Regions from separate parts of the Homo sapiens genome. Here region 2 is linked to region 1. A link is a contact called in ENCODE Hi-C or POLR2A ChIA-PET data. All regions are on one chromosome and are shown on one strand. The core of a region is the stretch at or near the end of the contact, and the rest is flanking DNA. Distances in the headings are between cores, read along the strand shown. Region 1 holds the start of SSB (small RNA binding exonuclease protection factor La). Region 2 holds the start of DYNC1I2 (dynein cytoplasmic 1 intermediate chain 2).

The links. A loop is a pair of places that touch in the nucleus more often than their neighbours do. ChIA-PET counts read pairs that join two places held with the same protein, here RNA polymerase II (POLR2A). Pooled maps may share reads with other maps.
Region 2: a loop to region 1 is called in a map of CD8-positive, alpha-beta T cell, with 16 times the contacts of the local background. The contact joins the promoter of DYNC1I2 here to the promoter of SSB in region 1. A Hi-C loop is called at or near these places in 1 of 168 maps with a recorded cell type or tissue (CD8-positive, alpha-beta T cell) and 7 of 50 pooled maps. POLR2A ChIA-PET finds 5 or more read pairs at or near these places in 1 of 52 experiments (naive thymus-derived CD8-positive, alpha-beta T cell).

The regions. Positions count from the first base shown.
Region 1 is chr2:169,797,146-169,800,499 of GRCh38, forward strand. It overlaps SSB (small RNA binding exonuclease protection factor La), which reads left to right and starts at 1,726. Exons shown (of 12, transcript NM_003142.5): 1 at 1,726-1,831. RefSeq lists an enhancer at 1,509-2,009 and a silencer at 1,961-2,160.
Region 2 is chr2:171,685,720-171,689,073 of GRCh38, forward strand. DYNC1I2 (dynein cytoplasmic 1 intermediate chain 2) reads left to right here and starts at 1,750. Exons shown (of 18, transcript NM_001378.3): 1 at 1,750-1,908. RefSeq lists an enhancer at 1,751-1,920.

The DNA.
Region 1 (3,354 bases), core at 476-2,975:
TGAAGAAGCAGTTATATTTGTTTAGGTGGCTCTGTCTCTAGGCAGATTCTGACTCTTCTTTCTATTCCCAGTGTTAAGCCTCCATACCAGGACATTAACAGGCATGTAATAAACAGTTAGCTGAATGGATGAATGAGAGTACCCTGACACTGATATTATTTGTTCTGTTAAATACATATATTCTCACTGACTTGATCAAAACAAGAATTAAGGTTTCAATTGTGTCTGGCATAAAATAGAGAGTAGATAAATATTCTTTGAGTGGATAAAAGATAATCTAATTAATTTGAATTTAAACTACCTGAGCACAACCCTGTTAAATATGTTTTTTCTCATTGGCCTTAAGAAAAGAAAAAAGAGCCCAGAGCAGTTTGAACTATGTGAGGTATGCGGAATTTATCAGGCACAGAGAGATATGAGTTTGGGACTTCAGTCATGTCCCTACACCCCTGTATTAGTTAGTTCTCATACTGCAATAAAGACATACCCAAGACTCGGTAATTCATAAAGAAAAGAGGTTTAATTGACTCATAGTTCCGCATGTCTGGGGAGACCTCAGGAAATTTACAATCATGGTGGAAGGGGAAGAGGCATGTCTTACACAGTGGCAGGTGAGAGGGAGCGAGCAAGAGCAGGGAAAACTGCCCTATAAAACCACCAGGAGAACAGCATGGGGGAAACCATCCCCATGATCCAGTCACCTCCCACCCTGTGTGTGGTTCCTCCCCTCCACACTTGGGGATTATGGGGATTACAATTCGAGATGAGATTTGTGTGGGGACACAGAACCAAACTATATCAGTCGCCATGCTTGGGGGGCAATTGTTTCAAGTCACTTTGTCCCTTACTACCTGCTTCATCCATTTTCATGTTCTTCGAATTTGTGATACAAAGAAGAATGTATAGCCAATCAATAGCTTGTTATTGTAATGTAAGTTATCGGTAAACAATTTAGGAACTGCCTCTTCTTTTTTCTTTAAAAGCTACTTGTAAGTGCTGCTAATCAGAGCATATATTCAGGGCAATTTGAATCCATGCTCTCATGTGGCAGTCCTCAAACTTGGCTCAAATAAACTGTCTACTTATATTAATTTTGCCTCAGTTTTTCCCTTTAGGTTGACAATATTGCATCAAGTTGAATACTCACAGCAATTGTATGAACTAGGTAGTATTTATTACCGGCCCTATTTATACCTGAGGAACAGAGAAGTTGAACAACTTGTCCAAGATCACAGTTTCACAGCAGGAGGACCATTATTTGAAGCAGGCAGTCTGATTCCAGACACCCAGTTTTTACACGCTGTACTGTATTGTTTTCAAAACTCTAAGATTTCATGGATCTTTGATTTTTTTTTTAAATTTCACTTGTCCTTTTTTTTTTTTTGAGAACTACTACAACACGATGTGTGTGTGTATTCACACACATTTTTGGAAAATATCTGAAAAAAAACCCAAAGCACTTCACATGAATGGAGGGCCAAAGGAAGGGCTGGGGTACAGACGCCGTCCAGAAATACTTAAAAATAAATGTTTATACTAACACAAACTAGCAGCCATTCCCCTACAACCTGGAGTACTTTTTAACCCAATCTGTTTGGGATTGAGGGCGGGACTCCAGGGTCCCTGGGAGGCCCCGGCAGCCGCGCATGCTCAGAGCACAGGGACCGCTCCACCTCGTCCGTGGCCCTGCCCACCCAGGCCGCAAGAGCTGCCGGGACGGTCCCCATCTTCTTGGAGCGCTTTAGGCTGGCCGGCGGCGCTGGGAGGTGGAGTCGTTGCTGTTGCTGTTTGTGAGCCTGTGGCGCGGCTTCTGTGGGCCGGAACCTTAAAGGTGAGTAACTCTCGGTGGCTAATGAGAAGCTACAAAAGGGTCCGCTTTGCTGGTGCGCGACTGCGCGTTTCCGTTCTTTACTGCTTCTCGCGGCGTCCGTCCGCCCCTCGCCTTCCTCACGTTCAGGCCGAGCGCCGCGTGGGCCGCAGCCGGAGGCGGCGGAGCCGAGGGGGCGCGGGCGGCGGCGAGGCTGCCCCCGCGAGGAATGCGGGATCCTGGGGTTCCCCGCACGTGGCTGGTGCCCAGGCAGTTCCGCGGTTGCTTAGAGACGGGACTGTGGCTGCCCTCATCCCCATTGCGTCTTTTTTTTTTTTTTTTTTTTTTACCTCCACCGCCTTCTAGTCTCACCGAAGGCTTGTGGCCATCTCTGTAAAGTTTCTGGGGAGGTGGGCACGGGGTAAACGCCGGAGGGTTCTGTGGAGCCTATGGGACTGACTGGAGGCCAAAGAACTTTGGGCCGCAGATGTACACCAGCGTCACTCTTTTGGTCTGTTAGGGCCTTCATCGCTCACATCAGGTTTCAGTGTGAAACGGGAAAACGTGGGTAATATTTCATTTACAGTCGTACATTCTGGAAAAGTATCTGATGAAACGCAGTTCCAAAATTAGGCCAAATAGGTTTTGCAGGGTCTAAATAGTTATTTTATTTCATCGTTTGCTTTGTAGGGGGCCCTAGATCACGGTAGTAACTTAGGAGTGTAGATTGTGATAGACAAGACAATGCATAAAATTGAGTAATTTCTCTAGGGGGATGTGGATCACACAGTACCCCGTTGCAAGTGCTTCCTATGTGTATCCATGGTATCGAATGCAATTGCAGTGTGTCAGGGGATGCTTCCAGGAAGTGTACCTACATCAGTTCATAACTAGAGTCAACTAATGGCAATATTCTCGATGATTTGTTCACATAACTTTTGTACAGTTGGGATGACTGGGTGGCTTAGTAGAGTCCTGGAGGCAAGTACTTTGTAAGTAGAAGACTTGGTTTGTAATTTCTAGCAAACTAATAGCACAGCTTCCTTTTTTCATTGCAGTGCTAATGTCAGGAATACGAAACAGGAAACTGGCTATCCAATGTATTAGTAAATTAGTAGGCATACTCCCCAGTTTAATGTTGTGTTAGTATGACCACATTCTCCCATTTTTGTTTTCGTATGTTCCTTAGCATAGAGTATCTAAGGAACTGTAACATTTTTCACCTTAAAGTTATGATGTCTAACTTGGTAACAAGGTTTGGGTAAGTCAGTTGTGACTACATTTTAAAAGAAATGAGGCCGGGCGCGGTGGCTCACACCTGTAATCCCAGCACTTTGGGAGGCCGAGGCGGGTGGATCGCCAGAGGTCAGGAGTTCAAGACCAGTCTGACCAACATGGTGAAACCCCGTCTCTACTAAAAATACAAAAATTAGTCAGCCGCAGCCGTGGTGGTGGGCGCCTGTAATCCCAGCTACTCAGGAGGCGAAGGCGGAATCGCTGGAACCTGGGAGGCAGAGGTTGCAGTGAGCCGAGATCGCACCATTGCA
Region 2 (3,354 bases), core at 500-2,999, 1.9 Mb after region 1:
TCTTTTCTCTTCCCAAGGCACCTTTCTGCATCTTCTCTGCTTGGCTAACTTCTTCTACTCAACCTTTGAGAATCAAAGACTTAGCTCTAGAATCACCTCCTTCCAAAAGTTTCCTGAAAAGTTTTTCCAGGTGTTTCTATGACTTCCTTATATAATTCCATCATTATACAGATGCTCCTTGAGTTATGTCCTGATAAACCCATTTTAAGTCAAAAATATATGTTGAAAATGCATTTTACTCTAATAAGCCCATTGTAATGAGAAAAAAATCATAAGTTAAACCATCAGTCAGGAACCATCCATTCTTAGTTGAGCGAGTGTCCTTTCTCCCTTGAGAAGAAGGATGTGCATTTTTGTGCATTTTTATGTTTTTTGTTTTTTTTGTTTCTTTTTCTTTTTTTTTTTTTTGAGGCAGGGTCTTGCTCTGTCTCCCAGGCTGGAATGCAATTGTGTAATCTCAGCTCACTATAACCTCCGCCTCCTGGGCGCAAGCCATCCTCCTGCCTCAGCCTCGTGACTAGCTAGGACTACAGGCGCATGCCACACACCCTGCTAATTTTTCTATTTTTTGTAGAGACGGGGTTTCACCATGTTGCCCAGGCTGGTCTCTAAGTCCTGAGCTCAGGTGATCTGCCTGCCTCGGCCTCCCAAAGTGCTGGGATTACAGGTGTGAGCCACTGCGCCTGGTCCATTTTAGCTGTTACCACAACACCCATCACCATTGCTGGCACATGGTAGGCAATCAATAATAATTTTTTTTCAAATTAATACATGAAAACTATTAGGAAAGAAGTAAAAAAATAACATAGCTATAAAGCTCTTTGAATGTTAGGTTATTGGGAAAAGCTGTGGAAAGCCAAGGATTTTCTTTCTCAAATTTATTTTTAGAATATTTTTTTCTACACAAAAGACCACAGATAAGGCAGAGAAAGATAAGAAAAAGACCACAAGCCCAAGGACTTGGAATTTGAATCATAAAGGTTCATTCTAGACTTGGGCAATATCTAGAACTTCTAGAACAATCAGTTTTCTAGAACATAGAAAAGATATTACCTTGGTGTTAGCTTTAACTCCTGCCAAATAATGCTTTAAATTATTTAAACTTTAAAAAGGTGTGTCAATGTATACATTGCAGGTAAATTCATGTTCCAGTAACTTTTGTTTTCTTTGTATGTTAAAAATCTAACTGTGGAAAACATTCTAGCTTGGTTTGAGAGTCCAATAATACAAAATGCTTTATTTCCTAAAATTGTTTGAGAGAAAACCAAAATGCTACCACACTGCAACAAAATACTAAAGAATTATTTGCTATGTCAGTTGACATATTTTTATTTAGATTTTGCCTAAGATGCCACATGAAGCCTATATAAGACATTCTTTCCCTAAAACTTACATATGTATGTACATATATATATATAATGTTTTACATCCTAAACAGTCTACTTCACGTCTTCACCAAATGTGCAGCAGCGTGATTCACAGGTTCACCACTGGAAAATAGACCTTAAAATTCCGCCAATATTGGGTCAAAGATCTTACACTATAACACATACTACACTGTGGGCACGGATCAACAGACGAGAATACTTTATACAGAAGCTTCTCGACGGAAGAAGGCCTTGGAGTGGGAAATCTAAAGGAGGGGACACACTACATGTCCCAGCACACCTTGCGACGCCCAGCGACCACAATTCCCAGAACGCACTGCTCGTCGCACGCAGGTTTTCCTTGTTGCCGGGGTTTGTAGTTCTTCTCGATCGTGTCAGTTTGTAAGGCGAGGGCGGAAGTTGGATTCCTGGCCTGAGAATATTAGGCGTAGTTTTCCAGTTTTTGGCAAAGCGGAAATACTTAAGGCCCCTGGGTTGACTGGGTTCTTTGTTTTATCTACCGGCTTCTGCTTTACGACAGGTAAGTCACGGAGGGGCTACAATTCCTCGCAGCAGGGCCCCACCTTTTATTTCTGGGAGCGACCTCGTTCTGGTGAGGCTATTTGTCCCTAAGCTCTCGCCGTAGCAGCCGCCGCCCATCCCTCTTTGTGTGCTTTGGAAAGCCGCGGAGCTGGTGGTGGCTACAGTTGGTGTTGGGGGCTTAGGCGAGGGACGTTACCGGGAAGTTGCAGGCGGGAGGACTCTTCCCCATCCAGTCACCTGACAGGTGGGTTGACTGTTCTTCCCTCAAGGCCTCCCTGCCTGTGTTCCACGTCGCAACTCGAAGGGCGGCTTGGCAGTTCCTGCTGACATCCCCGCCCGGCCCAGCTTTGGGGAGGAAAGGCGGGGAGACCTGGGTGCGGTGACTCATTGCGGCCCGGCGAGAGGAGTCCACTCCTTTCCCTTCTCGACCCTCCAGAGGCGGCCTGGGGAGCCTTGAGGCTTGTCCGGCGCCCACTGGCTTCTTCCGGACGCCCTGCCGTGGACCGCGCCCTCTTGGCCGTGACCCCAGGGGAGAAAGTGATTCGTTTTCGCCTTGCCCCATTTTACAAATTAAGGCCATCTCTACTTGCCTTGATAGTGTCTCCCCTCACCTTATGTGTGATGGAAAGCCCCCGAACACGGAGGTTCTAGCACAAAACTCTAGAGACTCTCTTCTCTTGAGTTTTAAGAACGTGAACATGTCGGTCATGGAGGAAGGCTCTGGCTTCTGTGAGGATGAGAGGATTGGTCAGCTGTAGTTCAGCTGGTCAAGACTTTGTTGTTGGGCTTTAAAAATGCGCTTATTTTAATATCAATTAGTGTTGGTATATCTGTTTTACAGTTGACGTTGAACAAAATATAATGTGCCTAGCGTAGCATACAGTTACGTATGGAAGTTCTCTTCACCAGCCGTTTGTATGGAGCTGTTTAGAGGTGTAGAAAGAGTGGAATAAGAAACACGGTCTCTTGCTTTTAGTTTGTTCAAACAAATCTTGGAAGATATTGTGTATATATTTCAGGTCTGCTATGTCAACTTTTCATCCTTTTCGTATGCTTGAAAATTATCAATTCGCTTGCCAGTCTTAATGGAGTTTAGTAGCTGAAATTTCCTTTATCCACTTCTTAGTAGGTGAATTTCTCCTCTTGACTGACTTACCTTTGTTCAGATTTAACAATTGTGCTTTTTAAGAGATTTCCCCTAACCTCTGGAAATACAGTTTTCCAGAGGTTATTCTCCTAGTTTTCTTGATCTAAAGCATTTAATACTTCACTTGTACAGAGACATTGAAAGAGATTGATCATTAGGCAATAAGTCAATCATGTGGAGAAGGTAAGGAGTTCCTGGCTCCTGCCTTATGCTCAGCTGCTAGGCTACTTAAAAAAAAAAAATCCTAATTCATTATTTCTTCCTAAAACTCAAGCTGAAGTAGTGTTTATGCAATTG